2 separate regions of the Mus musculus genome follow, and region 1 is linked to region 2. A link is a loop called in an ENCODE intact Hi-C map of the cell type or tissue named here. Cell type or tissue: left cerebral cortex. All regions are shown on one strand. Links, peaks and the distances in the headings refer to the core of each region. The heading gives the core; the rest is flanking DNA. Region 1 overlaps Gm33897 (a long non-coding RNA gene). Region 2 has its middle 44 kb from the start of 4930556N09Rik.

What was found. A loop is a pair of places that touch in the nucleus more often than their neighbours do. Peaks named below come from ENCODE experiments on the same cell type or tissue, not always from the same donor. Only the 100,000 strongest peaks of a DNase experiment are listed, where the experiment ranks them.
Region 1: a loop joins it to region 2, with 14 times the contacts of the local background. A loop is called at or near these places in 3 of 42 quality-filtered maps.

The regions. Positions count from the first base shown.
Region 1 is chr10:96,722,325-96,733,891 of GRCm38, reverse strand. Gm33897 (a long non-coding RNA gene) reads right to left here. Exons shown (of 3, transcript XR_871979.1): 3 at 5,968-6,105. Among named protein-coding and RNA genes, the nearest start is that of Gm33897, 12 kb to the right of the region's middle. In left cerebral cortex, for the core only: a CTCF peak has its summit at 4,966 (motif pointing right); a DNase peak (open chromatin) is centred at 6,270.
Region 2 is chr10:97,073,593-97,085,159 of GRCm38, reverse strand. No RefSeq gene overlaps it. Among named protein-coding and RNA genes, the nearest start is that of 4930556N09Rik, 44 kb to the right of the region's middle. In left cerebral cortex, for the core only: a CTCF peak has its summit at 7,096; DNase peaks (open chromatin) are centred at 6,842 and 7,017.

The DNA.
Region 1 (11,567 bases), core at 1,691-9,690, 350 kb after region 2:
TGAAAAAAAAAAAAAAAAAAACAGTCGTGAAACTTCCTGGAAAGAGGGATTTGTGAAACACAGGAAGCTGCACAGACAGAGAGACACAGAGGCAAGCAGCTTGGAGTGGATGGATGGGGAGTGGAGCTTCAGGCAGGAAGGTCAAGGACAAATTCTTTCTAGGACTAATTGGCACAGTGCGTTTAGCGTGAGTATGCTGGTCTACCAAACGGTCCCTCTGTGCACTGAGGTAAGTGAGAAAAAGAACAGTTAGCCCAGAAACTACAGCAATAAACCGTGGCTCAGAGCAAATACTCATGGTCCATCAAAGACTCCAAGTGGTACCCATAAGACCATCTGGAATTCAGGCCTACTCCTAGCACGGTCTCTGTCTCATCCCCATTGTCACGGCAGACAAGATCTTAAAATCTGAGTCAACATGCACTGAAATGCATGTCCCAATAAAAGTGAGAAGCCAAGAGAAGAAAATATTCCATATAAGAAAAAAAATAAATAAAGGCACACTTCAGTTTAAATCATTTTAAATCACTGATGCGGAGTCTAAAGTTATTATTTTATTATAATTTGGAATTAAAATTTCAAATGATCCCAAATTTGTAGTTGGCGAAGCATAAGAAAATGAATGTGCCCTTCATTTTGCTTTTGAGAAACCTATAAATGCTGATAAACTCTGCAGTCAAAGCTAATTATGTTCCAAAACCTTACGAGGTTAAAAGTAAAACTTCCAGTTAAAACAGAATAGATTAAACTCACTGTTTATTTTGTTTCCTTTTATGATGCTACTAAAAGAATTAAAGGGAAATTAAACATATACACAGGCATGAAGTCTGAGTGCGATAGTACCAGACCCTGAAAATCCTCTCTCTGCCTGGAGCTTGGTGATTGCCTAAAGACACAGGAAAGGAGAGGTCTGCAACATGAAATTTGAAAAGTTCTGTGCACAGTGGATACATCAAATGAAATCTCCATTCCAAGATTTGTGAATCCCTTCAACTATTTCAGGAGGATTTCTTTCCCTGCACTGCCCTGCTCTGCCCTGCCCCCAAGCTAGGGTTTCCCTGTAACACTGCCCTGAAACGAGCTTTGTCTACTGATCTGGTCTTAAAATCACAGAAATCCACTTGCCTTTGACTCTATATACTGGCGTTGTCGTGTGCCACCACCCTAGGTAGCAACAGGATTCTTAATCCATTTCATCCAATAGCAGAGATGGAGAGGTCCTCTCTGAGATAGTGTTATCATCATCCATGAGAACCAAGAGAGCTGAGTATGGCCAGTAGGTGCGCTGCTGTTACGTGAATCCATTATCATTCATGCATTTTGAGGTTCTGGATTACCTCCTCTGACTCAGTTATGCCTAAGTCATAGCAAATGGGTGTGCGTTTGTAATAACTAAGTCATAGCAAATGGGTGTGCGTTTGTAATACCACCCTTAGAAGCCTCCAGTAAATACTTACTCCCTAGAAAACCAAGAGCTCAGTAAGACCTCGCCTCACACTCAGGAGATTGAGGCCAGACGATCTCAGCAAGTCTGAGGCTAGACCCATGCTATAAAGTAAGACCCTGCATCAAAATAATTTTTCTTTTAGCGTCTCCATACAATATTCAGTCAGCTATTTAGAGAATCCCATGGGTCAGCAGATATTTAAAGGAAGCTTCCAACATAGAAAGGAAAAGCAAAATGCAGAGGAAACTGACAGCAGAAGAAAACCCTTTGGGTGGTAAAGTGATTGCCTAACATGCAAAAGGCATCAGGTTCCATCTCTAGCGCTGCAAGAAGAAAAGACAGGAGCAGTGCACTTAGAGAACAACATTCGGTAGCAGTAAGTATCCATGAAACAAGAATCAGATGTTAGATGCTTTATAAAAACGAAACTAGCAAAATATAAGAAGGAATTCTTTCTGCAGGAAGAGAAACCTTTTTAAAAGAAACACAAGCTTGAAATCACATGAGAGTTAGAGGAGAGACTAAGGAGATGCCTCAGTCAGTAAGAGATGAGAGAGAGAGAGAGAGAGAGAGAGAGAGAGAGAGAGAGAGAGAGAGAGAGAGAATAACGACCCAAGTTCTGATTTCCAGCACCCATATAAACAGTTGGGATCTTTACCCGAGTTCTGGGGAAGAAGGAACAAAAGGGTCCCTAGAGTTGGATGAATAGACACACAGACACCCATACACACAGACACACAGAAACACACAGACACACACAGACTCACACAGACACACATATACACAGACACACATACAAGACACATATAAAAAGACACACATTCATAGACACATACAGAGACAAAGACACAGACACATAGGCACAGACAAACAAAAACACAGGGACATACACAAAGACACAGACACACACACATAGATACACACACAGACACACATAGACACAAACACACAAATACATAGACACATGCACAAACATACACATAGATACACACACATACAGACACCCACACACAGACACATACATTCACAACCACACACACACAGTCACACACAGACACACACACAGAGACACACACACTGAACAACCCCCAAACCACAAACACATGAAAATTAGAAGAAAATTATAAAGAAATTGAAAAGATGTCAGAAGGAAGAAAGACTAAATTCAAGAGGCCAAAGGCACAAATAGTTGTTTCATTTAAGATTTAAACAATGGTGGGGAAATACCAATGAAGTCATATAAAAATGTATTGCAAATGAAAGATTACACAAAAAGAAAGAAAAAAAAACTTAAGAATAACCAGAAATATTTTTGGAGTAACTCCGTGCAATTTTTTGAAACTGAGTTTGGTTGATAAAGAAATTTCAAATGCTTGCGGAATAAAGTTTAGTCACGAGCTAATTGCTAAATCCCTAGCAGTCAGTCTTCCTACAGTGAGGGTGTAATCAGTCAGGAGACCCCAGCACGCCATGAATGAGATGCTGTTTCTGACAATTCTTCCTGCTAGAAGAGGGGAGCAACAGGCGCAAAGCTCTTCTAATGCTCCAGACATCAGATGTCCAAAAGCTCACGCCTGCCAAGACACTACCAGCTCGGGGCTCGAACACTGTAAAGAATTCATCTCTCCCTCTGTCCAGTGTTTATCCAGGACAAAAACTTTTGAAGAGTTCTAGAGAAACACTGCCCACCACAGTAGCAGGCTTGTTTGTTTCTAAGCATGTTTCCAGAGCTTCTCATGTGACCACACAAGGGCAGTGGGAAACAGGACTGTTAGATTACAGGGCCCAGAAAAGAACAGAACCATTGATTGGATGATTCAAAAACATTTCTAAGTGGAATTTTTCAAAAATGCACACACACACACACACACACACACACACACACAGAATAACATAAACACCATTTATAAGCCTCAGTAATTTGAAGTCCCAAGTTAGTTCTGTTTTATTTCCATCCTTATCTAGATCCTCACCCTCCACATAACTAGATTATACTGAAGTTAAACAAGGACTTTGTATCATTATACAAATACCTAAAGAGATGTGTAAGTACACATGCACACACGCATATACACATTTGTGAAAGAGAAGAAGAGTTTCCTTTTAAATAGATCCATGATTTCTTGTCATCACTAAAGACAATAAACAGTAAGACAAAGTTCTGATAACTATGCAGTCCCCTAATAGGTTCTTGATCCCCTAATCATCTAAATTCACTTTGTTTTTTGAGGAAGACACTTGCTATCTGGTTTGCCTATAGTGACCTGCGTAGGAAAGGGAATTCGCATGGAGTCTTTCCCACTTCATTTCTAGATTCTACACTTGGGAGTTGCTTCCCTGACAGCACCTAAAGATCCCCAACAGTCCAGTTTAGAAGGGTTGTGTTAGTTTCTCTCTCTCTCTCTCTCTCTCTCTCTCTCTCTCTCTCTCTCTCTGTGTGTGTGTGTGTGTGTATGTCTGTGTGTGTGTCTGTGTGTCTGTGTTAACACCTATCGATGTAAATGTGTTTGACATGCGTCAGCTCCTCACCGTTATTACATTACCGCATATGGAATGTCCAGTCTACCTAGTCAGCTCAGTTATAGATATAACCCACATGTTGTTCATCGCCTCTCTACCCTTGCTATGATCAATGATTCTAAGTTCCTGCTACATAACTCCAGCCTCCATGTCTGTGAACAGTCCCCCACCCTCAACCCCCACCCCACCCCACCCCACCCCCGACAAGCAACTCTAGTCCCTTTGAGTGGGGAACACGGTAAAGACTCTAGTCGACGCTGAGTTCTGACCCTTGGAAATGAACAAACGCTATGGCTTCTCCTCTCAGCTGCCTGTTGTGATTTCAAAAATCCCCTTTGTGGGAAGGTCTAGGGAATCAATATTTTTCTAGATTAAGATCTGTCTCAGTGACACTTGGTAATGACTAGCATACTGCAAACCCGCAGACTGCAGGATTTGACTTTGGTCTTAAATCTTCTATGCCAAAAATCCTAGTTCATCTGTTTTACCCCCATAGCATGCCAGCAGTCAGAAAGAGTGTGAGACAGAGGGAGGGAGATGCAAGAAGGAAAGAAGAAAAGATGGAAGGGGTGTAGAGGCCTAAAGATCTCCTTAATGCTTTTCCTATTACGACAATTATGTTTTGCTAAACATTTTTATGGTGCATTGTATGAACAACTCAGAATAAGTGACAAAACTCTCACCCCCCACCATTTCCATTTTCTTGTGAAGAGCACATTCAAAACTCTCTCTTCTAAAAGAAAACCAGCTGGAATGGGAGAAGAGTGCCTGAGAGTAGAGTGTTGGGGTACATATACATGAGGGTGCTGACCTAAAATTAATTAAATTTTTTTTCTTCTAGATTTTTCAGAATATACAGTAAATCATTGTGGTCTATTGGACCCATACAGGACAACAGAACAACTGTACCTACTCCCTTTTTGAAAAATGTATTTATTTTATGTGAGTCACCATCTCTATCTTCAGACACCCCAGAAGAGGGCATCAGATTCCATTACAGATGGTTGTGAGCCACCATGTGGTTGTTGGGATTTGAACTCAGGACCTCTGGAAGAGCAGTCAGTGCTCTTAACCGCTGAGCCATCTCTCTAGCCCTTACTCCTTCTATGCAGCTATAATTTTCCCATTAATATCATCCTGGGCTTTTCCTGTTCTGATAACACCAACTCTACTTTGTTTTGTTTTTTTTTTTTTCTATGAATCAATTCAGTGAATGAAATTCTGTGAATCAAACTTGCCTTGGAGTGTGACTTTTGTCCCTCTGTGTCAAGTTTCTTTTGCTTAACATAATTATATATATAATTTGACCTCATTTACAAGGCCACAAGTGTCAGGATTTTGTCCTTTTTAAGGCTGAAGCATATATACCAATGTGTATCTACATCTTTATCACTGTGATGGGCATCTAAGTTGACTCTGAATCTTGCTATTGTGAAAGGCAGGGGAATAAACACAAGAGAGCTAGGTTTATTTGATGTGCTGATTTCCCTTCCTTTGGGTACAAGACAGCCAGGAGATTGCTGGGCTAAAAGCTATTTCTCCTTGTAGTCTTGTAAGGACCCTTCAAGCTGTCCTTTCATATCAGTTATACTAATTCACATTCCCGTAACAGTTAAGGATATTTCTTTCCTGAGGTTGTCTCTATAGACTATGTTATCACAGTAACTCCTAGCTGTGAGCAGTAACTCCTAGCTATGATCGTGACACCAATTTGAGAATCTGGTCCCCGTTGAGTCTTTTCAGCTTTCAATTTTCTTAAAGACGACTTTGTTTTACACTTAATTTTTTTTATAATCACATTAAACATTCACAGCATTTGAATTCAAAATGAAAACAAACTATAGTCAGACTCTGGTTTCTAATTCTATCTCTTCTCCCCCACTTCCTCACATCCCCATAAATAAACTTTCCCTACAGTATTTTTATTTAAAACATTTATATTCTGATTACTTCTTTTCTTAGATGCAGATTGGCATATCAGATATATTTTTTCCACCATAATTTTTTAACCAGATACATTTTTCCATCATATTTTTTAACCAAACAATAAATCCCAGACATCTTTGCATACACTTACTAGTTATTTGTTTTTCTTCCTAGCTCCAGTGAGTATTTTTGGACCATCAGCAGGGCAGCTACTGGAAGGAAACATGAAAGATATTTTTTTTATTTTTTATTTTTTAAAGAAGATTGGAACTCTGTAGTAAACCTTCTTAAAATGAGTCACCAAGTTCACAGCCTGCCAGCCTCACGCTGGGGAAACTTCGAGTAGGTGGCTACACTTTGGAGAGGTGTGCGCAGTGTACAATCTCACCAGGCAAAACGCTTCGTTACTACAATTTTTCCTTTGCTTTGCATTTTAGGAAAGTAATGTTCCTTCCTATTTTAGCAGCACCATTTGCATTCCTATTATTCACACTGAGCTGTTATTTCCACTTTTATCTTCCCTTTGTTACTTGGTTTGTGCTCCTCCTCCAGGTCTTCACCTTGCCTTTTTTTCAGGTCCTTAAACCTTGTCCTACCGGAAAGGTGGAATAGCGCTGTGGACTTATGAGCCACACTGCTGGGGGGGGGGGGGGGAGTAATGATAGAGGTTCCCTTGAACCATTGCCAGCAATGCTGAGAGCATCCCACACACATTTGCTATGGAAACACCTTTATGACTAATGGGCTCTCAAAAGAAAGCGTTTGAAAACTGAAGCTAGAAGAGCTTTCTTTTTTTTTTCTTTTTTTCTTTTTTCTTTCCTTTTTCTTTCTTTCTTTCTTTCCCTCAAAATTGCTAGTTTCTGTATTATTCTGTATTATTATTCTGTATTATTCTGGATCATTTGTTTGTAAAGTGGATTCCTACAGCATAAGCTCTACATGTGTGTGCGTCACGAAAACCCGGTCTGCCCCCTCACCCGGTGCTTTAATTCCAAGAACCCTGTTCTCTGCTGTTATGTGTTTATGAGTTTGGGGTTTCAGGCTGAGTAAAGTTCTTTTCCTCAAAATGAAAGGTAAAACATTTCTTTCTCTTTTCTCTCCTTCTTTTGAGACAGGGTCCCAGGTAGCTCAGGGTACTCTCAGATTCACTACACAGCTGAGGATGGCTTTGAACTTCTAACCCTCTTGCTTCAACCTCCTAGTGCTGGGATTTCAGAGGTACCCATGCCAGATGGATACAGTCCTGGAGAACTAACCCAAGAGTTTGTGTATACTATCCTAGCACTCTACAGGCTAAGGTGCATCCCGATCCCCAAAGCACAGACATTTAAAATCATGCATGATTTGGAGGCTGTCAGATCATGAATTCATACCACATCACGTCTCCCTTTCAGTCGGCACTAGTGAATTACAAACTATGCAGATGCAGCAGGCCTGAAGGAGCCTTAGGTCAAGCTAGTGCCCTGTTCTACAAAGACGATCTCATGACGACTACCACCACCACCTCTATGCCCCCTGCACAGGTTCCACCTTCTCTGGGAAGATTTCCTGGCACATCTTCTATCTGGAGAGAGCTGGTCATTTCCTCCCTTGTGTGTTTATGAAGTCAAGACCATCTCCAAGACAAACGATGTGCTCTGATTATTTGTTCCATGCCTGGCACCATGTCTGAAAAGTATTGGCTTTGCCCCATACATCATTGTTAGTTAAATGACTCAGAGTAAATAGGCATTGGATTGACCTGTCTGGTAAAAAGAGGAGACTATGCACTACCTGCATGTGTGGTGTGTTTAAGTATCTATATTTGCATTTTTTTTTCTGTTTCATCTCTGAAAGAAACTATGGGCTTTTACAGAGCTTTGAATCTTGAACACTACCATATACATATGGTGGGTACCTGAACAGACAGTTATTTTGTTTTTGTTTTTAATATGAAGGGTCTACAGTGGCCTTTGCAGTTCTCTTCTTTGAACAACTCAGTCTTCAAGACTTCGACAAACATCTCCAGAATCTTTTTTTTTTTTTTAAGCATCTGCTAGGACTTAGTGCTGATGCCTCAGTGTGGACCACGTCTACCCAGACTTATTTCTATCCTAAGAATCTACTCTCCACTTGCTATATCATACCCCTCTCTATGGGTGAGAACTGACCTGCCTTGGAGACATGCCTACACACCCTAAGAGCCAAAGATGCTTCTGGAGAGAGGACAGGTCACCTGCCTGGTTGGTTGTAAGGATGCTAGAACTGAAACTCACGCCCTCTGAGAAAGCAGCGAGTGCTGGCTCCTAGGTAGCAAAATAGAGGGACTTTTGCAACTCATTGAAGAAAAAAAAAAGTGAATGCTTTGGTTTTACGAGACCTACAGAAATCATTCTTAATCTCCCTACCCATTCCAGATCTCAGACACAAGGAACTAATATTAGATTTGGCTCCCTGAGAGTGGGAGCAAGATTTTACTCCTTATCAAGGGTATATATCCTTGGAAGAGATACACTGTCGACAGAGCTCATTGAAAAGCTTATGAATGTATAGCCTAAAAGCCATTCCCAGGCTGCTCAGCTTCGCCCTTTGAAGAGGACAGTCAGCTCTCAGAAATCTCAGTATCTGGGGAGGTCCGTCACTTCACTTACATTTACTGCTTTTGAGGACTGGACTGTTTGCACACCTGGCCCCAGTCTCCCCTCATCTCTTTACCTAACCCCACAGGTCCACAAAGCAGCTGCCTTCTATGCAAAAAGCTTGTGACTTTTCCTTTGTCTGTTTTTGAACATTTTGCAATTCACAAAACTCCAAGGAACGTCTTACTCTCTCAAAAACATCCCCCAAGGATTTCAACAAGAGGCTGAGAGGGACAAAGAAGGTGGCTGAGTGACCCATTTCCTGGGTCTCACGGAGCTGAGCTGCACCTTCTTGGGAGGAGCTCAGCTGTGGCAGGCAGTGGGGGGTTGTTATCTACCACATCACAGCTTTCGGGTGTCATGGGTGCACAGCTGACCTCCCAGCTGGAGCCAGCACCTCAGTTCCCAGGCTAGTGTTTACCTTCTTCTCTTCCATTTTCAAGACAGAACTCTGTGCTCTATAAAACTTGCACACACCCAGGGAGGGAACGGGGTCAAGCTAATGTCTCCTTGTTTGCACTTTATCATGGAAAATAAAAACCTCTTCAATCGGGTTTATAGACCACACTCTTGTCCCCAAGCCTGATCTGTGGAGTCCCCAGCCTAACGATTGGTACTAACGATGGAGTTTCCTCCTCCGTAGATGACAGGTATCCTGAGGAGGCAAAAGCTACTGAGGAAACTTCTGTTTAAAATGCCTGCTACTCAGAATGTAGACCAGAAAGAGGAGAGAAGGCGCCTGCTGGGGAAGAAGGGGCAGAGAGGACTCCGCCCCTAAGACTGAGTATGCTTAGTAATAAACCATTTGGGACCAGCAGTGCAACTGTCTGTCAACTGCTGTTGAAACCTGAAAACAGAGTCCTTTTCTTTAAGAATGTAGCGCCCTCCCCCCCCCCAACCCCGCCCCCTAAAGTAGTCCACTCTCCAGTGGCTACTCTCCAGATATCCAAGACTATTTGGACAGCACAAATTGGTCCTGATAGATAAAATTAAAAAAAAAAAAAAAAGTGTCCGTGGGTAGGGAATTGAGGACTGGTCTGAAAAGAGATAGGAGACCAGGCAAATAAGATCAAAACGCATTTCGAGAAACACTCGAAGAATTAATGAATTACCCTTCAAGCTATGCAAGCTGCTGGCTGTTACTGAACGGCCTGGCTTAGCTGACTCCCGTAGGCTGAGCCTGGAATTTTAGAATAAAGCATAAATGAGTTTGAGACCTAGATCTGCTGCTCTTCCTAGAAGGACCTTCATGCATGTGCCTGCCCCTTTCTTAACCTGCTTCCGTTCTGTAAAAGGAGTTTTGTGAAACTTAAATGAGAAGGTGCTCTATCTATCACCCGGGCTAGTAATCAGACTGAGCGGCTATAAATGAAACAGACCCAACTAAAACTGCCTGCGACAAAGAAATGGCTGCTACGGGTTAGGCGCAAACGCCAGAAACAAGTTGAATTTAGCCGCATGCGGATCTGGGACTTTAAATGTAGTCTCAAGACTGGATGCTCACCCTGTGTGTTCTGGCTCCCGTCTTTTACCTTGTGGCTCTGTTTTGTTGTTTCGCCTCATTCTTCAACAGGTTCCAAAACAATCCTAGCAGACATTCTCAAAGATGTAAAACCTGCCTCTCATCAAAGCTCCCTGTGGATGGATCCAGCCCTGAGTCTCTCACTATGGACAAGAAAGAACTGGGGAGCGCATGAGCAAGAGGCCCGGATATGGAGAGAGCATCCTGGGACTAGAGCCCAGCCGAAGCCACAGAAAGTGGGACACGAGCACTTCCCACAAGAAGACATAACCTGATACCCTCTTTCTTTTCTTCTCTTCTCTTCTTTTCAGAAAGTGGCTATGTGTCTAAGCAGATATCCATGCAATCCAATATTATCTCATCTTTTCTAAAAGAGAATGGAGAACCTTTCCTTAGCCTTCTTTAAAGGACCAGAGACAGCAATGTCCAAACCATAGTGTCTGGTGATACTGAGTTTTAAGAGTAACTTTTACTATACAGACTAGAGTAAAATACTGTTGTTCCTCCGGTCACACTAAAGACAACTTGTGGGCTGGCTCTTCTTGTTTGCCTGTGTGGTTTTGACAGATAGGAATTTGTTCTCATTGGCCTGAACCATGTAAGTATGTTGTCTCTGTGTTTCATGTCATGCAAGGGAAGTACGTGTTCAAGTCTACCATGGTTTTAAAACACTGGTTTTCCTTGCACGGTTCCAGAGTGGTGAGGTTGGTTTCATGAAGTTCTCTGAGAGAGCTCCTTCCAGCGGAAATGTCAAAGGCCGCGATTTGCACCTTTGTTGCAAATGAGACAATAGAGAAATGTGGAAAAGCACTCAGATACATAGCACAGCCTAATTAATTAAATTCTTCTTGTGGGTATCAAGGTCCACTCCTGGAGGCGAGCTAGTAAAAACAATGAACTGTGTGGATCTGGCATTTAAAGCCTTGACCACATATTTGCCCATCATCCTGACAGAAATGTCATTGCAGGAAGTTGTTAAAGGGACGAATACCACGGACTTGCAAATTGCCACAGCCCAGAACAGGCGGATTTTTACCCCCATAGAACCCTCCTGTTTTGTGGCTCCACTGTAAAGCTCTGGAAACAAGCAGGCTGTGGGAGGAGCAACCCGAAGGGAGGGAGAGCATTTCTGGGCGTGTCTTGGACCCTGGCCCCTAGCCCCGCCCTCCACAGTGAGCCACAGTTGTAGTGCCTGTGTTTACATTTGTACAAGCTGCTAGGACAGGCCCAGGCAGGGCTAAAGCAGGACCAGGCGCTTCTATCACACGCTGAGCAGAGAATGAGTCTCATTGGGGAAACAGTGAATCTGAGCATTGGGATCCTGCCAGTGGGAAATTCACATGCATGAAGAGACTGGTTCTTGCCCGTAGTTTGAAACAAGTGAAGGAAATAGAAAGGAGGGAACAAAGGACATCAGGAGGAGGAAAAACTCGGCCCCACTGTTATGCCCAGGTGGATGAAAAAGCTGAACTAGGGTTTGAACATACAGGAATCAGAAGTTAATCCATTTTCTGTCGCAAATGTGTTTGCATCG
Region 2 (11,567 bases), core at 2,332-10,331:
TTTTGTTGTACAAACCTCATTCCTTGACTTAAAACTATTGGTTAAAAAAGGTGGCTATAGCCATTTACTGGAGGGATTAGAGGTGGGGTAGGTTTGGACTGACCTGGTTGGAGGAGGGAGGGAGAGAAGGAAGAAGAATGAGGAGAGAGGAGGAAGCCACCATGAGGGGAGATAGACCATGAGCTCAGGGCCAGGAGAAACTGCAAGTATCTGGGGTGCACTGCTGGGGAGGTAGCCAGTGCAGCAGTTAGAAAAGTAGATTAGGGGTTACCCCCAGGAATTGTCAAGGGCAAATAAAATAACCATAGTCTGAGTCTCATGTGTTTGTAAGCTAGTTAAGGATAAGCATAAATTAGTTGTTCTACAGGTGACCAGCCATGTGGCAGACATAGCATAATATAAAAGGGCTAATTGAGTTAGGAGTTAGTCTGGTAACAAGCTTAGCTCATGACCTAGGCATTTATTTATAAATAATAGGCCTCTGAATTCAGGAACTGGGGAACAGGTGGAAAAGCCTGTGGTTATAGTAACTTTTCTCCTTGTGATTCTCAGGTTTAATGGTACCACAATGAGTATCAGTAGGTTTTATTCCAGCAGACCCAGTGTTATGGGCACAACCACCACTACTGTGCAAAACAACAGAAACGTCCGCAGCAGAGAAAGGAAGGCTAGAGTTTAGGGACTGGCTTCTTTAGGAACACCTATCTAAAGACAAAACCAAAATGATGCCAAGAAAGCAGGCTGGGTAATTTATGAAATTCCTAGGCAAATGGATGGACCTGGAGGGCATCATCCTGAGTGAGGTAACCCAATCACAAAAGAACTCACACAATATGTACTCACTGATAAGTGGATTTTAGCCCAGAAACTTTGGATACCCAAGATATAAGATAGAATTTGCTAAACGCATGAAACTCAAGAAGAACGAAGACCAAAGTGTGGACACTTTGCACCTTCTTAGAATTGGGAACAAAACACCCATGGAAGGAGTTACAGAGACAAAGTTTGGAGCTGTGACGAAAGGATGGACCATCTAGAGACTGCCATATCCGGGTATCCATCCCATAATCAGCATCCAAATGCTGACACCATTGCATACACTAGCAAGATTTTGCTGAAAGGACCCTGATATAGCTGTCTCTTGTGAGACTATGCCAGGGCCTAGCAAACACAGAAGTGGATGCTTACAGTCAGCTATTGGATGGATCACAGGGCCCCCAATGGAGGAGCTAGAGAAAGTATTCAAGGAGCTAAAGGGATCTGCAATCCTATAGGTGGAACAACAATATGAACTAACCAGTATCCCCCTGGAGCTCGTGTCTCTAGCTGCATATGTATCAAAAGATGGCCTAGTCAGCCATCAAGGGAAAGAGAGGCCCATTAGTCATGCAAACTTTATATGCCTCATTACAGGGGCCAAGAAGTGGGAGTGGGTGGTTGGGGGAGTTGGTGGGGGAGCATGTGGGGGACTTTTGGGATAGCATTGGAAATGTAAATGAAATAAACACCCAATAAAAAAAAGAAGGAAAAAAAGATTTTCTGCCATGTGGGTTGTCCCAGAACAGGACCTGGAGTGTGTGGCACTCCAGGGAAGTCCTTTGTTCATGCAGATTCTGACCACTATAGTATCAGGAAGCATCATGAGGAATTACATTGGAGAGATAATCAGCAGGCTTAGAAGAAGGATATTCATGTTAACATGAGCCAAAACAAACCAACTGCATAAAACGTTGGCAGAACTTAGTAACGTGCACTGAAATACATTTTCTCTGGGATATTTAAAACAATATAGAAATATTTCACAGTAAGAGTGTATGGAGGATGGGGTGGATAAGGTCCTGATGGTGGAAATTTTAGTAATCAGAAAGACGTAATGGTTTTCAAGAAATTTGAATTAGGATAAGCTGAAGTTCCAACTATTGCATACATCATATTTCTAAAGATTATTTAAAGTCACATTAAAAGACTGCCCGTCTCATCATTTTTCCTAGTGATAAGTCACCAGAATTTAGCAATTTTTAATCATAAAAAGTTAACATTTTTGAGCATTAATGTTGAAACTCCATAGTAAATGCCACTTGACTCAAATTTAACATATGATTAGAATAAATGTCAGACTTTAAAATCAGGAGCTGACAAGTTGGCTCCTGGGTAAAGGCACTGTGTAACCTGGTGACTGGAGTCTGAGTTCCAAGACCCATATGAAGGTAGATGGAGAGACTCAATTTCATAAAGTTGTGCTTCTGACATCATGATGTGAGCCATGATATGTGTGCCACTTACACACATCATGAACACACCTCATACTCCACAGTAACAGTAATAGAGTCAAGAAAAATAAGCAAAAACTGGTAGGTGCTTCTTATACATTCTTCTTAATGGGATGGACAGGGGTCAGCAACGAAAGCTATTATGTGCATGGTTTTTAATTAATTATTTTATTTATTTACACTCTGGTCATTACCCCCTTCCCTAACCTCCTCCCTGGTTCCTCATTCAATTCCTCCTCCCCCTTACCTCCAAGAAGGTGGTCCTCCATCCTGGGTATCCCCCTCCCCTGGGGCCTCAAGTCTCTTGAGGATCAGGCATATCTTTCTCACTGAGGCCAGACCAGGCAACTCCCTGCTATGTATGTCAGGGGCCTCAGACCAGCCTGTGTATGCTTGGTTGGTGGCTCAGACTCTGGGAGCATCCAGGGGTCAGGGTTAGTTGAGAATGCTGGTCTTCTTATGGGGTTGCCATCACCTTCAGACCCTTCAGTCTTTCCCCCAATTCCTCCATAGGGGTCCCTGACTTCAGTCCAATGGTTGGGTGTAAGTATCTGTGTCCTTTTAAAACGTGCTTTCTTCCCCTCCCTCCTCTTCCTCATACTAGTAGTACTGAGTAGATGTATGCAGCAAACACTAAAACTGAGGACATTTCTTCAGAATTCATTAACTGAAACCTGCAAAATAAGGGAAAGAATGCTTTCAAATGAAATCCTCCGCTCTAATTAATCCCAGAGAGAGGGAGAGATTGCAATGAAGTTGAATACAAATTCTTCTGTCAAGCCTCACGTTGTCTTCCTACGCTCACCACCCCCACCCCACCCCCACCCCGGGCCAGCTGAATTCAACAATTAGAAAAGGTTTATACAGTCACACATTTAGAATATCACTGATACAGAGAACTTTATAACTTTGGAGTTTCACATGATCAAATCAACACTTAATCTTCCAGGGAGTGATGCTGAGGACTTCAGTTAGGAAGCTGATTATAAGATCCCCTGATCTTTGGGGAAGGTACCGTTAAATTGACCATTGGGCATATGCTTGGTTTTAATCCCTTACATTAAATTTTGCTGAGCCAATTAACAACACTAACTTTTCCCTGTTTTATACTGAAACTTAGTGTGATAAACATATTATCCATAGGAAATAGTTTTCATGTTAAAACAGTAGACATTTATTGAATTTTCTTTACTCCAAAAGCTCTTAAAATTATCTGAAAAAATTTTTTTAGTCTTCCTATACAAATAAATAGAAATGAACAATATTTAAGAAATGCTTTTTCTACTTTGGCCTGGAGGACATTTTGGATCAAGTTGTGGGGTTGCATTTCCCTGTACTTAGCAGCATCTCTAGGCAGCATTCCACTCATTATGACAACCACAGATGTCATCAGTATTGACACATGACCCACAATTCCACCTCCCACCTTCCAAGGGACATAATTAACCTTTGCTGAGAACCACTGCTGAAAGCTACTGTTTTTCAGAACTTGTAATATAGACAGAAAGACAGCAGAATACACTCTCTTAAAATATACCCTTTGGCTATGAGGATTATTTTGAGCTGAAAAATGTTTTTAAAAATCTATTAGGTCCAATAAAGTCCTGTATGGAAGGCAGCCATCTTATCACCAGGGATTGAGAGTCAAGGTGGACAGAATTGCTTAGAGAAAACCCTGGTAAGCTGGCTTTATTTTTATGGATACTTCTCAACAATTCACTAGCCTTGGTTATGTTTTCACAATTCCTACTTCTTCTCATATAACTAAATATACAATACACATTTATATAAATTACATATAATTTTTAAATATATGTATAATATTTAGATTATAGTGTAAATGAAACATACCATAAATATAAATATAATATTATATCTATATTGTAACAAATAATATATTTTAATAGGAATATTCATAATATAAATAAAACAAAATATTCAACACATAAAAATTCAAATTGCTCATCTTCTTTAGGTCTTCCCTTCCTCAGAGGTACCAATAACGTATAACATTTAAGCACATAAACACGTTCTTCTCCTTTTATTCTGTCTGTATCAATTCTATTTATAGGTGTACCCCAAAACTCTGAGTAGAAACATAAACATTTTCCTTCCTACACCCCAAAATGAACAACGGCCCTAGACAGCAGGAAGCAGCTGCTGAGACATGACACCCTTGTTCCCTTTTCACCATCAGCTTCTCCCCTCTCTTTTTCTTTCTCTCTCTCTCTTTCTCTTTTTTTTTTTTGTTATTTTGTTTTGTTTTGTTTTGCTTTGCTTTGTTTTGTTTTTTCGAGACAGGGTTTCTCTGTATAGCCCTGGCGGACCTGGAACTCACTTTGTAGAACAGGCTGGCCTCGAACTCAGAAATCTGCCTGCCACTGCCTCCCAAGTGCTGGTATTAAAGGTGTGTGCCACCACCGCCCGGCTCCCCCTCTCTTTTTCTTTCCTTCTATTTACAATAACAAGAAGGGAGGTATATTGGCATCAGGACCTCCCAACCCTATGACATCACATAGGCAACTACGCGACCTACAACATATTCCCAGCATCTACTTGGCTCACATCCCATCTTTACCTGCGTTATGTCATTTTCCATGTAAATAAGGAGAACGCCCCTCCCTCACTCTCTCTCTTCTTCTCTTTCTTCCACCACTTTCTCTCTCTCTCCCAATAAAACCTCTTCCACGTGGAACTGTCTTGGTCTAGTGTGCTGTTGAGACATGACCCGCCATTCTAACACATCAGTTTTAGTGCAACATCAGAAAAGCAGACTGGGTAGTCTTATCACTTTTGAGTATATTCTAAAGCCCTTGCATTGGGGAATCAAAAACTTCCTTCTCTTTTATTGAGCTGTATCTGAAATATTCATTGTTTTTATTTTTTGTTTTGCTTAAGAGAAAAGAGCTGTCTTTTCCACTGCATTGAGCGGAAGAGCTCTTCATTTTCTCCATTGAAAGGATTCCTTAGCATTGTCTCAAAGGACCCATTGCAACAGAGTACTTCAAGTTGACCAGTTCTCCATGTCAGATGAGAACACAGAGACTGTGAATAAACAGCCGAGGTGCGTCTTCCTTGTTAAACTCAGTGCAGAGCGTATGCAAAGGCAGTAAGTGGCTGCTTTTTATTGATGCTCTCTTTTACAACCACACAGTTTCATGTTTTAATGAGCCCAGGCTTAAGTAGTAAAGGTCTCTTCTGACGTCCAAGGCCAGCAGTGTCTCGATTTCATAATAGTCCAATTCTTATTGAGTTCAGGAAAGAAGAGAAGTCATAATAGTCATTTTAGAAACATTTGATGGAACTTCCAAGCCCTTCTAGGCACATTTACATTACCCCCATTTGCTCGGGGTGGAAAGGCAATTACTCTGTGGAGATGGTGCAGTCAAGTCTGTAAACAGTTATTACATTTCAATTAAAGCTGCATGAAACTCTACATATTTGGTTTGCAGGAAATTAATGCAAATCTTTTTTGATGTTTCAATTCGCAAGGGTGAACTATCCCACACATTTGGCTCTAGGCATAACACTCAGGCCCTTTCAAACATCAAAGACTATTTTCCCAACGTAAAACATTTGACCTGGGGTTAAATTTTCCTAAAATACCAGTCTGTACTTAAACGCCCAAGTTTTCAAGCTGTATGGAAGTTTTGCTAAAAGAAATCAACGTAAGGTAACTTTCTAGCAGGGAACACATTTTCTGTAAAGCTTTTAGTGTCCAACATGCACTGGATCTGTTCATTGCCTTGGCTGAGAATCCATAAATCATAAACAGAAACTAGATTTTTTTTTTGCTTATGAAAGATTGAGAGGAAATAAACTAACGTGCATTAAACACCTACTATATCCGCATCACTTTTCTGGAATGGTTTTATTAAATTCACCCATTAACACTGTATGTATGTATGTATGTATGTATGTATGTATGTATGTATGTATGTATGTATGTATATGAGTACACTGTGACTGTACAGATGGTTGTGAACCTTCATGTGGTTGTTGGGAATTGAATTTAGGACCTCTGCTCACTCCGGTCAACCCAGCTCACTCCAGTTGGCCTGGCCCCCTTACTCTGGTCAACTCCGCTCAGTCTGGCCCATGGATTATTTATTATTATCCATAAGTACACTGTACATTCCTCTTTATTCAGGGAAACTTCTTAAATTACACAGGTGGGTGGTGGTACCACAAATAGATGCACAACTTTCTTTTTTTTCTGAAGCCCTTGGCATGTCTATCTTCCACCAAATGAAAATATAAGGACTGTAGTTCATGTTCACAACCATCACATGGTTTTTTGTTGTTGTTGTTGTTGCTGTTTCTAGTGCTCATTCCCTTCCCTCGGACACTCTCTATAATAGCTGAGGTGGTCATCTACTCTTTGTATGAGTAACCTCCCCCACATTTCTGTTTTAGAAAAACACACAAATAACACACACACAAATGATCAAGGGACTGTTTTCAGCCTCCCTCCCCTTCTCTCAAGATGTGTTACATATGGTGGGGTGGGGGTTGGGCAGGCAGAGCAAGACTGCAGGCAGAATAGAGGACTTCACACTTCCATCGCTTCCCATGAAAAATAACATATGGGCAGAACATTTATTTGAAAGAACAGATTTGTTTCTAGTTGCTCTCCAGCAGTTGAAAGAGAAAGAAAGAAAAAGAAAGCCTTTTAACAGCCATCTGAAAATACTCCCCCAAGGAAAGAAATAGAGTTGATCTTTTTAGGGATTACAGAATTAACATGAACAACTCTGAGTCATAAGGAGTCCACGGAAATGTATTCCCGGCGCTCCTGCTGTCGTGAATCTACCTCTCCACTAGGGATGGCAACACAGTCTGTGCTCCAGCTCATGATTTGTAATTTTTGTAGAAAAGACATTTAAACATAATGCATTTTTCTTTTAGCCATTTTTCAAATGAACCCTCTATTTTATCCCTTACTCGGCTTTTTTTTTTTTTTCAACCTTCTCAACTTCCTGATACACATACTCCAAAAGTCATTCCAGAAGATGAGAAAACAAGTCCCTGACCTCCATCATTTGTATTCCAAAGGCCATTTGTTTCCCATCATGCCAGTTTTGGTTGAGATCTGGTTGAGATCTGGACTGATTCACAACTCTTGGCACTGTCAAATTCCTCAGGCCCAGAAAAAGAAAAAAAAAAAAAAAAAGACATTGCCAGGAAACAAATTAAAAAGTTCAATTTAAAATTGTATCTACCCTCCAAGCTCCTGGTTTATAAAAGTATTCACAGCTTATGTCCAGGCTAAGATTTAATTTAAACCACATGAGAATTAAGGGGGATTAGCCTCCTGGAAGCTTGCTAATTTTTAAAAACAGAAATCAAAAGGGAATGAGAAAGCCTACAGGCATATTTGAAGAATATAAATGTGAGGGGCTGGAGAAGTGGCTCAGTGGTAAAGAGCACTTTGTTGTCTTGGCTGAGGACCTGGGTTAGGCTCCCAGCATTCCCAGGGTGGCTCCCAACCAACTACCTCCCTCTTCTTACCTCTGCAGGCGTCAGGTATGCAGGTAGATGGTACATATGTGCGTGAAAAGGCGATGAGTAAAGGCTTTCATTGATGCTCCCCTTTTACAACAACGTAGTTAGTTGTTTTAATGAAACCAGGCTTAAGTAATAAATGTCTCTTCCAAGTCCAAAGGCCAGCAGTGTCTTAATTTCATGATTGTCGAGTCCTCCTGAAGTTCACAAAAGAAGAAGACACTGTTCTTGTCAGGCATTTTAGGAACATTTGATGGGACTTCCAAACCCTTCTAGGCACATTTACATTGATCCCCCATTTATGTGGAAAAAGCATCCACACATGCAAGCAAAACACTAGCACACATAAATCTTTTTAAAAGGTTTTTTTTTTTTTTTTAAAGAATGTATGTGAACTTTTCTCATATATCCAGCATAAGTGATCACAGAAATGGACCCTCCTTTTGTGGTTGCCATGGCGCTAAGAAAGATTCATCACCTCCCTGTAGCAAACTCTGATGAGACCATTCTTTCTCCCCATCAAGATTTGCACCTTTATCAACCCATGGTTGGTGGCTGTGCACGAGGTCCCACCTTACCTGGCAATTGCTCCTTTAATTAGCTGTTTAGCTGACCATCTGAAGACCTTCCTGAAGGAAGCCTTTTAAGTGAGAGCCGATCCTAGGAAAGGCAGAACGCAACTCAGACCCGAGGAGTCAGAAAACACAAATGCTCATCAGCACACAAAGTGGGCTTGGGATAAATGCAAAATTATCATCAAGTCCTGTTGTTGAGAAAAATAAAGCAATTTTTTTTGTTTTATTGATTCAAAATTGATTTTTTTCCATATAATATATTCTGATTATGGTTTTCCCTCCCTCAGCTCCTTCCAGATCTTTCCCACCTCCCCTCCTGCTCAAATCTACACTCTTTTCTCTCTCTCTCTCTTTCTCATTAGAAATCAGGCATCTAAAAAATACTCAAATACAACAAAATAAAATAAAAGGATAAAATCAAAACAAACAAACCAAAATAAGAGAAAAGAGACAAAGCCAAGAAAAGAAAAGGGGCCAAGGAAAAGGCACACAAACACACAAGGACAGAGACACATGCCTTGGCACACGGTGGATTCCAACAGAAAGACTAAGTCAGAAACCATACTTTATGTTCAGAAGACCTGTAGGGTAAAAGGGCAAAAAGGACCTTCAAAATCACTATTGGGTTTGCTTTGTGTTGACCATTAAATTGTAGTACAGAAGGAAGATGGAAAGTACATTTTTAGCATACTAATATCTTTACAGTTGGATGATTCCAGGTGGGTTTTCACAAATGCTGATAGATTCTTATGGAATTATTCTTTCATAATTTAAAAAATATATTTGTTGTTTTGTTTTTATTTTTACATTCCTCTCTCTGTGTGTCTGTCTCTCCCTCCCTCCCCCTTCCTGTCCCCCTCCCCTCCCCTTCCTCTCTCTTTCATTCTCTCTTTCTCTTTCTCTCTCTCTCTCTCTCTCTCTCTCTCTCTCTCTCTCTCTCTCCCCTCTCTCTCTCCCTCTCTCTCTCTCTCTCTCTCTCTCTCTCTCTCTCTCTCTCTCTCTCGTGTGTGTGTGTGTGTGTGTGTGTGTGTGTGTGTGTGTGTGTACACTGGCCATTTATGTCAGGAAACATCCCCAGCCTCATGTTTATCTATCTAGTAATGCATGGTCTCTCACTGAGACCCTGATGCGGCTTGCTTTGGGGACCTTCCTGTCTCAATATTTTCATGCTGGGATTCCAGAAGGGCTCAGACACATGGAGCATTTACATTGGGCAAGATCCAAACTCCAATCCTAACACAGAAGTGACAAGCCTTTTGACTCCTGAGTGAGCTTCTCAGCCCCTGAATTTCTCATTTTGATGTTGCTATTTCAGACTGCCCAGCCTTCTCATGCAGTCTCTTCTCCACACAAAGGCTAATCGTGGCTTTGACACACTGAGGTCTGCCAAAAGGAAGCTCAAAAATATATGTATGTCTGGACCCTCGATGCTCACAAAGGCTGTATCGTGTAAGTCCATGTGGATCTAGTACCCACCATATACAAACCTGAGCTGAGAAGTTACTGTTTCAAAACATTTCCTAAAACAGTAGTAACTCCTCTTTCCACTCTTTCAGAGCAAGAGCTTTGAATTGTGACCGTTCTTGATAATGAAGAAAATCTTCTTCACTCAAGTTGTATCTCTGAATCTTGACGATCTTCCTCTGTCTCTCAATTTACTAAGTAGTTCCAAATTATCGTTGAATCATATCAAGCCATGCCCAATTCTCTTGGGCTCAATCTTGTCTTATTTTTCTCTATAAAGAAATATCATGTAATATCTCTATTGAAAGCACTCTATAAACCTTCCGTGCCGTGCACACCTTTAATCCCCAGCACTTGGGAGGCAGAGGCAGGCAGATTTCTGAGTTTGAGGCCAGCCTGGTCTACAGAGTGAGTTCCAGGACAGCCAGGGCTATACAGAGAAACCCTGTCTCGAAAAACAAACAAACAAACAAACAAACAAACAAACAATAAATAAATAAATGTATAGATAAATAAATAATCATCCATACTATGAATAGGAAAAGCCACGTCCTTTGTAACTGCTTTAAAAGTTCCATGTGTGTTACACTTCTCCCTCTCTCTCTATCTCTCTCTCTTTTGGTTTTTCCAGACAGGGTTTCTCTGTATAGCCCTGGCTGTCCTGGAACTCACTTTGTAGACCAGGCTAGCCTCACTCCCGGCTTTCATTTCTCGGTCCTTTCACTCTATATTTCCAAAAATCATGAACAGTCATGGCTCAGTTTTTCTCTCTGGACACAGTGCCCTTCCTTCATTTATTCATGCAGGTATTCTCAAGTCATCCTTCATCAGCTATCATATTGATCCTTACCAGCTCACTGAAAATTTAGTCTCTCCAGTTCTTCTCAGCCCCTTCTTTACTTGACTTTATCACAGGGCATCAAATAAACTATTGAATTCCCTTACTATCTTTCACCTCTGTTAGCTTTTGTTCAGAACTAGACCATAAGCTCTGTGAAGGTGGGACTTTTGGGGAATTTACTAATCATTCTACCCAGCACCTGAAACTGGAACTGGTACAATATGATGAATATTGATGAATAAAGAATTATAAATGCTTTTTTTTGTGAAGGGTATTTCTTAGTGTGTATCTTATAACAAGATTAATAATTGAACTAAAACCTACTTAAAAGATGATATTAGTTCTACAGACTGAATTTAACCAATATAGACCAAATCTCTGTAGGGCACAATAGAAGGAATGGATAATGGCAAAGAATAATAAGCAAAGAATAGGAAAAAAGGAACACAGAATGGGCAGTAGATAAAAACTGGCTATTCCTATTGATTTGAAGGAAAATTAAAGTGATTTGCTGGCCAGAGACCTACCTTCTATCAGTAGCTCTTTCTCCTCCTTGTTCTATAGTATGTAATTGGAGTCTCTTACTTTCTCTGTAAAACGAGTCTAATAAACCCTACCTCTATAAAACTGCCTTGAGAAGATAAAATGATATATAGTGCCTATATCTTGTCTGGCATGTAGGAGGTGCAATGTAATGAAAGCTGCCCTGCTTCTCTGTCTGCACACAGGGGCTAGAAACAGATGCCCCAGCACCAAAAAGCAAAACAAACATTCAGATCTTAGCTTTCAAATGCTGTTCTCTAATAAAAAGAGCATGGCTAATTGACAAAGAGAAGAATATTTCAGGACTGGAACAGGTAAAAAATCAACTTGAATCTAGTGTATATATTACTAGAAAGTAAGGAAATGCTA